2 separate regions of the Homo sapiens genome follow, and region 2 is linked to region 1. The links are chromatin loops, found by intact Hi-C in ENCODE. Cell type or tissue: CD4-positive, alpha-beta T cell. All regions are shown on one strand. Each heading gives the region's core, and the rest is flanking DNA. Links, peaks and the distances in the headings are about the cores only.

Region 1 (4,405 bases), core at 263-4,262:
GCAATTTAAGGATAAGCTGAAAACTAACAAATATGCTTACTGTTAGGAAAAGAAAAAATAGGGGATATAGATGTTTTTGGATATAGAGTCTCTTGGTAGTATGATATATTGTAATATGTTATAGCTGTGGATTTGAAATTACGTAAATATTTTCTGAAATTAAACAAAAAGAACAATTTTTATAAATAAAAAGCAAATAGACTGAATTTTATGTCAAGTTGGTGAGATAACTATATAGATAAGTAATATTTCAAGTGACTTTAAAATACAGCCTTTCATTCTCAGTGGGATATATCTAAGGACAAAAGGACTGCATCGCATAGTCCTATTGTAGCAATAAAACTGGTATGTCATTTTGAATGATAACATTGGTAGGTATGATAAAGTGAATAAACAAAAAAGTCAATGTCACTCAGCACAGGTGAAAAATATATAAATAGAAAATAAACGTTTTAAGTATAAATCTTACAATGTTCAATTTGAATCTGAATTATCACCATGAACTCATTTTTTTCTAAAAATGCACTTTTCCTATTTCCTTGCCCTGCACACTTAAAAGTTGTAAAAGAGTGACAATTCAGTAGCAATAAATGCCTTGTACTCATATTGTGCTCTTTATAAATGCTTTTCTACTCAAAGAATTCAGAGCTTTTTAGAAAAATGGCTAATTCTAAGTCTGGGCCTGGAAATATATTCTCAATCCTGGTTCATGTGACAGAAGACAGGAAAGCTACTAAAGATGACAGGGTTGTGCCAAAAGAATGTAGGATGCAATTTGAAGGATTTCCACTGGCCAAAGTTGGGACAATTTGAACATTATAAAGATAACAACTAAAATTTCTTAAATTTTTAAAATTTCATAAGTCTTTAATGATATAAATAAAACAAAATGAAACATTAGCCATTGACGGTTGCTACAACACCAACTAATTCTGAAAATATCAAAATAAAAGGTAAAAAAATAAGCATTTAGCCTGTCTCTCCTGTACACACACTGTATTTCAAGATAACTAATTCTGAAAATATCAAAATAAAAGGTAAAAAAATAAGCATTTAGCCTGTCTCTCCTGTACACACACTATATTTCAAGATAACTAAATAGTTGATAAGAAAAAAATCTCTTTAGAAGAATTCCAGCCAACAAATGCAGAAGAAATAATAAAATTACACAATCATCATTTTGCAACTCCTAAAGAAATAATGGATTGAGGCAATTATTATTCAAGGTTCTTAAAACCATTAGGTGAAAGGTTGATGGGACGTTTAATAAAGGATGGATCAGGATGACACTGGAACCAACTGATCAGTCTTAACATGATTATAAGTGGGATAATCAGACATTCTGCCCCTTCTGATGTAATACAATAGGAAGTATACAGTACAACCTTTAAAACTGAATGTGCATTTTATTAAATCACTAGATCTAATTACCAGTTTACATAACATAGATGGGATATGGGAACATTTTAAATGACTCCGTAAGGATACAATCAGATAGAATCCTACAGAATGTGGGGAAATCCTACAGGACCAACAGCTCCCTCCATCCCACTCTCCCTTTTGTTTAAACAAATAAATGGCATTGCTAAAGTAAATTAAAATGAGTCCAGGCCTGAAGAATCTTCAAGCAGACAAAGCCAGTTAGGCCTCATAAGTGAGCTTAACCTTGCTTGATTTGCAAAGATAAGCAAGACTTAACTTGGGTTATTTCTTGTAAATACCAGTACTAAAGAAAAATGAAACTTAAGGCTAATCAACCAGAAGCCACACACTAACATATAATTAGGGGCTTTCTAGTAGGACAGACCAAATAAGGCAGCTGTATAACTGTAACCAATCACATATTTTCTTTGCTTTATTTCTGTGTTCAGCCTATAAAAGCCTTTCTCTTGTGTCCCCTCATGGAAGACCCCAAAGCACTTACAGTTTGAAGCTGCCTCATTTATGAATTGTTGTTTGTTCAAGTATACTCTTTAAAATTATTTTATGCCTTAGTTTACCTTTTAACAGCATGGGCAAAGTAAAATAAAGGAAGGGGAAAATATTATAGATAAGATTCTAGGAGACATAAGGGTGAAATTCAATGTGTGTTCCTTGTTTAGATCCTGATGAAAATAAATCAATAAAAGACATATTTGAAACAATAAAAGCAAAATTAACATAGACTAAACATTAAATGATTTCAAGGAATTATTGTTGGACATGTTGCTAGTATTGTGATTATGTTTTGAAAAAGGAAGTTCTTAATACTGAGAGATACATCTATCCTGATGGGAAAAATAGAATGGTGCCTGGGATTTGCTTTAAATACTGAGAAAAAAAATGAAGTTACTGGGCATGGATCAAACAAAATGGCAGCGCATTGTTAATTGTTGAAGCTGGGTGATAGGTAAATGAAGATTTCTTATATTATTTATATTTATTCTAATATTTATATCAACATTTGTATTTATACATAATTTATAGATTAATAGATTTACTATTAGGATGTGTTTGGCAACATAGTTGAGAAAGGGGTAAAGGGGGGTAGAATGCACTTTAATTGAAGAAAATAAACAGTTCACTGAACCAAGAAAAAAAAGTATGAGATTTTACTTTCTTCTCAAGTAAAGCTTTATGGGTTCAAATTAGTTTACCTTTGGCACAACTTAATTTAAGCCCAAAACACTTACAAGTGTAAAGGTTTCTTTGATGTTATGACTCTCACCGGATTCTGTGTTGATGTGTAAAAAGCAATGAATCTGAATGAAGGCAAAATAGGTAGATTTAAGTGCCCATTAAACATGCTCTTTACAAGTAAAGGATTCGTGGTTAGAAAAAATGTTTTACCTTTCAGGTACTTGCAGGAAAAAAAATGTGTGAATATAAGTTATTACATTTTAGAAGGAGTTGATGGAATTCAAAACATTTCAGAACCTAAATTTGTGAAGAACACGCATACATCCCTTTGGGATCCAAAATAACTGGATTTTAAAAGTGAAGTGATTCTGGTAAGCAAGGATAAATAGTTTAAACCATGTGGTCATATGCCAGTTGACGCCCAAACTCTGATACCAACTTCATTCTAATCCCGAGAGGGATAGTGGATTTTTCAGCAATGAGAGCCCACAAATCTATGACTTATTACTGTTTGATACCACAGTTACCTATGCCTTGCCTACCTTCACAGTGGGCAGGTACTGCTGGCTGACCACCCAGAAGCCCCAGCTGCTAGGATGGGTTGGTGGCAGGGCTGAGGACGTGGCTACCTTCCGGCAGAACCTTGGGAGCCAGCGCCTCCTTCGCCCTGGCTTGTGATAGGAGGTACAACTCAGGATCTTAAAAGCCATGCAAGGCTGCTGTATGAGCAATGGTCTCTTTCCAATACCTGTTGGTTTATGTCCATCTGTTGAGTGGGATAAATAAATTGGCTTTGGTCTGCCTGCCTGCCTGATAGTTTTAGTTACCTGAATGCAAAAAGCTTTATTTTCATCATAAAATAGGAGTGCGGGCAAGGTTTGAGAGGTATAGCTGAGTGTAAACAAGTACACCAATCCCACATACATAGTCGGTAGATCAGCATAGATTCCAGACAGCCAGGCAGAAACATGTTCAGAAGTGAGTATGATGGGCCCAGAAGTCTTATCTTTACAACTCCTGTTTCTCTGACTGTGGCCTTCGTTTCTTCTCTTTACTATGCTTGGAAGGCTTTACCACTTGTGCTTAGCCTTACATTTTCCTGTGCCTACGGGTGGAAATCCAGTTAATACAAATAGTTTGATGGGGAAAAATGGTTTTATGCCTGAAAATGGAAAAAAACATGTAAATGTATGGGAAGCAAGCTTATAGAAAAACCACTTTATTCCTGCTGAAAGGCATGGTGGAAAATGTGATGACCAGGATTATTCCAGGAAGAATTTCCAAGCCAGTTTTTAAAATGTGAACCGTGGATAAGATGGTTGATTTCTGGTCAATGATTTCAGAAGTTATTCCCAAAGATTTCATGGATAACCTGAAAATTATCTTTAAAAATAAAGTAAGTGCCAGATTGACACAACAGGAATCTTGCTGACTACCCTAAATTTGCTCTTGAGGGAACAGATACTATAATTGTCATGACCTTGAGGTAGCTAAGGAGGCCTCTGGTCTCTTTCAATTCAATATGGTAGGCTTACTTTAAAAGTTACCTTGCGTTGCTTCAATCGGAAAGTTCAGCAAGGCCAGCCTTAGACACATCGGTAATTAACATGTAATTCTGGAACTGTTTAGAAGAACTTTAGTTCATCACTGCTTCTTCCTACTCACTTCCTAATGGCAAAATCCCATTATCTAAGCTTCATTCTATTTGCTTACAACTTTAATCTTTGTCAAAATTCAAATAATCATTGAAAGACAACACTTAAAGCTGCATACTGGTATTTCTCAA
Region 2 (4,405 bases), core at 112-4,111, 140 kb after region 1:
AAATGTCTCTCTGCTCCAGTTTTTATTCATGTGTAACCACTGAATTCAACTCTCAATGGGAAGAATAACAAAAAGGTTGAAGCTCTTTAATCTCCTATGCTTTTTAAGTATAAAATTTCAGCTAACGAGGAGTGCATGATGCAAGCCATCTATACTAGAAATGGAGGGAAGGGGTAGCTTCAACCGTGTCAAATACCCAGAGAACATTCTAATGTGTTTAGATCAGTCTGGGGAATCATTTATAAATCATTCTGGTTTTAAACATTTTGAATCTTTCTTAGATATGTATTTTTAAAAGTCTTTCCTCTACCATTTTTCTGTGTCAAAGTCTATGGAAATAACCACTAAGATAAAGAATCATAAAAACTCACTAGCTTATGTTTTCATGTGTTTTATGTATAAGGATATGTTTTAGGTTCTACATAAAGCATATTAAGGTATGCCCAGAAAATAAAATCATGTCCCCCACATTTTGTTGAGAAACAATGATGGTTAGGTTACAGCCAAATTTTTTTGCTCATTACAAGGTCTGAAATACAGCTTTTGATTTCCTTTGTCTGAGTAGAATGTATAACCTTTCTAAATTTATTTTTATTTTCCAACATATTATTTGCCTTGATACTGATGTATGTGGTATACTTATAAAGATAAATCTTTCTTCTTTCCTTTCCTAATTTGTTCAAACCTTTGATGAGAAGAACCAATATTGTAAAGAATGCTGATGGCTTCATAAATATTTTTATCATTGAATTTCAAAAAAGCACATACAATAGTTACATAACTCTTACTCCCATTCATGTGTCATCTTTGGAGTCTATGGTTAATAATAATAACACTAAAAACAATGGATTTAGATTGAGTAGGTACCTGTACATGGGTAAATTCATTGATTCGTTAAATATTTACTACTACCTCAAAGAGAGTAAACAGCCTGGTGGGAGAGACAGGCACAGTGACATGCTGAAGCTGGCTTAAGCTGGGTCTCATTGGCTCCCAAGAGCCAATTCTCTGCATCTCTTCTCAATTCCACTTCATTGACATCAAGTTAGTAGCTTGAAATCAGCCATGGTGAGAGTGAGAGTATTTACACCACAGAAATTGGCAAACACTATAAATTTGGGCTTTTTGTTAGACATTCACCAGGCACCACTGCAATACATAGATGTGGCTAACAATGTGATGTGTTAAGAAACAAGAGAGATAATAAAAGCACCAAGAAGGGGTGCTGAACACAGTTAGAAGGATCAAAAAACCTTCCCTTTTGGGGCTAACCTCCAATATCACCTCCTCTGAGAGGCCTTTCAATACAACCTTCCTGAAAAAATCCTGCTCCCAGGCATGCTGTCATACTACACTGTGCATTTCTTTCAGAAAATCTGCCACAGTTGGTGATTATCTTACTTATTTTTACTTATCTGTCTCCCTTACTGGGATGTAAACTCTTCAATGCAGGTTCTTATCTGCCTTGTCTCCCTGGCTACTAAAAGGCACTCAAAGTATTTTTTTAAAGTTAGTGGTGGAGTAGCAGTAGGGTCTCAAAGGATGAGCAGAATTTGGCTAGGCAAAGAACTAAAGGTAGAACATTCTGAGCAGACAGAAATACAAAGAGTGGTGGCCAGAGAAAGATAGTGTGTGCATAAAACTTACAGTCCAAATTAAGGAGTGGCCTCTACACTGGATCATGTGAGCCACAGGGACTCATGAAGGCCACTGTTCAAACTCCTATTTACCCAGAGATGAGCAAGAGCATGGCTAACTCCAAATTGGCACAGATGTGGTTTTAGGTCAGGAAAGAAGAAAACTAATGAAACATCTCTCTCCTATCTGATTGGTAAATTGAAGTTCTTTTTCCTCAGTAGAAGGGATTTATCCCTAAAAAGCATTGCTGAATCTCCCCAATTCAGAGTGTTCAAAGTGTGAAGCATTTGATAGCATTTAAATTGAAACAAATAAACAAGGCAATGAGGATATGTTGGTTTCCCCCATGTGCATTATTGAAGTCCTTCTGCAAATAATTGTGGTCTCTTGACAATGCTGCATGTATTAGATCATCTGAGAAATGTATTAAAGGGGTTTTCTGTTCAGTGAGGGAGCAGGGTGTTCAGTACCTAAGGAGATAAGCTAATTTGACTACAGGTATTGAGTCTGCATAAAGCATTGAGCCAGTGCCCTCTCCCACTTCTCCAACATGCCACAATCTATTAGATGAGGCGATAGGATCTTCAATGGGATGAAGAAAGGATAAAATGATGGAATGACTAATTCTGCTGGGTGAAATTCAGCAAGGTTTCAGGGGAAGGTAATGTTTGGTTTGGCCTTAGGAGATGAGTAGAACTTGAGCAGGCAAAGTCTCAGTGGAGGGGGCACTTCAACAGGAAGAACATGCTGATCCAAACCACAGAGGCCAGAAGTCAGGGTGTAGATATATTTGAAGGCTCATGGAACTGCCACACATAGATTAACTTACACAACTCTGAGCAGAACAACTGCCAATGTGCTTTTGCAAAACAACATTCTAATTTTACTTCGGTTTTCATAATGGCAAAGTGATTCATTAGTTCCTATTACACATTGCAATTTCAAAATGATAAAACACTGAGAGTCCTTTCTTAATTATGAAAGTTCAAAAAAGGGAACTTAAGCCAAATCTGCTGTTTCCACTCAGCAAATGTGTGGCCACAAGAGGTGCTTGACCCGCCTGCACACAACTCCTATTAAGTCTTGTCCATACAAGCTTAATAATAAGATAATATCTTTGCTTTGTATACACAGTGGAGCCTCATATGCATACCATAATTGACTATGCAGGGTTAGAGAGGCCCCAAGTCAAGTTATGTCACAGCCACGGCATAATCAACTATATTCATTAAAAGCACAATCAGGCCAGGCTCACACCTGTAATCCCCGCACTCTGGGAGGCCAAAGCAAGTGGATCACCTGAGGCCAGCCTGGCCAACTTGGTGAAACCCTATCTCTACTAAAAATACAAAAATTTATGGGGCATGATGGTACTTTTTTGTAATCCCAGCTACTCGAGAGGCTGAGGCATGAGAATTGCTTGAACCCAGGAAGTGGCGGTTGCAGTAAGCTGAGATTGCGCCCCTACGCTCCAACCTGGGTGACAGAGTGAGGCTCCATCTCGATAAATAAATAAAAACAAACAAACAAACAAACAAATAAATAAATAAATAAATAAAAGCACAATTCAGGTAAAACTCACTTGAAGACAACTTAAAATGTGAAAATAACTGATTTCCAAAATGGACATACAAAGGTGATTGTTTTATACTTATTTCACCATTGGTTTCACTTAAATAGTGAGTTTTAAAATGACAATTTATCAAAAGCTATTTTCATCAGAAATATATTTTGTGTGTAAAGAAAAGCACCCCAAGGGCTGCTTGGTGACCAAGAACAGAGACTGATTCTGGCTGGCTTAAGTTAAAACAGAAATTCTTGTATGAATATTATCAGAGAAAGATAGTGTGTGCGTAAAACATAAAGTCCAAATTAAGGAATGGCCTCTAGACCACTAAATAAAAGATAAAGCTGGAAATAGAGCTCAAAAAAATCTGTGCCTCCCCAACCCAGAAAAAGAGGGCAGCTCTTGGAATCCAGATAGAACTGATAGGAAGTGCCTCTTTGATCATTTTTCTGATCTTTTTCACTCAGCTCAAGCTTCAAATTCCCAGGATAAAATGACCAATCTGGAATTATCCAGAGACAATCACACCCCTTCAATTACAGTCCCACGGAAGCTACACAGGTTCGTGGAGAATGGTTTCCTCAAAGGAAATTGGTGCTTTTATCAAAGAGGGTAGAATGGGTTGGGCATAGTGGCTCATGCCAGTAATCCCAGCAATTTGGGAGGCCAAGGTGAAAGTATACCTTGAGGACAGGAATTCCAGACCAGCCTGGGCAACATAACAATATCCTGTCTCTAGAAAAAAAAAAAAAATAGCTGAGCGTGGTGACACAAGCCCATAGTCTTAGCTACTCGGGAGGCTGAGACAAAAGGATCACTTGAGCCCTGGGCAACAGAGCAAGACCCTGTCTAAAAAAGAAAAAAAAAAAAAGAGAGTAAGAAGGTGGAATGAATACCAAGTAGCCAGAAGATGAGGAATAGCCATTCTAACCCCTAACCTGAGGGTGTTCTGCCTGTGATTAGTCCTGACTCACTATACCAGTGTGATACAGTTGAGAATTTTGTCTTTCTCCTTATCCAGCCTTTCCCTGACCCTTTTTGTTCTGAAGAGGTCAGTAGCAACTTCTAGAATCTGTTTGTGGAGGGAATTTTAAAATACATACCTGTTGGTTAGTCGGTGTTTCCATGTGATACTTTTTACATACTCAACAATTTACTTATCCCTCCATATATAGCAATATGAGTGTTATCTAACCACTA

Evidence for each region. Hi-C counts contacts between places; a loop is a spot of excess contacts. Peaks named below come from ENCODE experiments on the same cell type or tissue, not always from the same donor. Only the 100,000 strongest peaks of a DNase experiment are listed, where the experiment ranks them.
Region 2: it touches region 1 in a loop (1.9-fold over the local background); 1 of 110 quality-filtered maps calls a loop at or near these places.

What each region holds. Positions count from the first base shown.
Region 1 is chr2:215,582,910-215,587,314 of GRCh38, forward strand. The region is part of intron 1 of LOC102724861 (a long non-coding RNA gene); the gene reads left to right. Among named protein-coding and RNA genes, the nearest start is that of LINC01614, 130 kb to the right of the region's middle. In CD4-positive, alpha-beta T cell, for the core only: no CTCF peak of the experiment used is centred there; no DNase peak of the experiment used is centred there.
Region 2 is chr2:215,726,267-215,730,671 of GRCh38, forward strand. All of the region lies in intron 5 of LINC00607 (long intergenic non-protein coding RNA 607), which reads right to left. Among named protein-coding and RNA genes, the nearest start is that of LINC01614, 10 kb to the left of the region's middle. In CD4-positive, alpha-beta T cell, for the core only: no CTCF peak of the experiment used is centred there; a DNase peak (open chromatin) is centred at 2,565.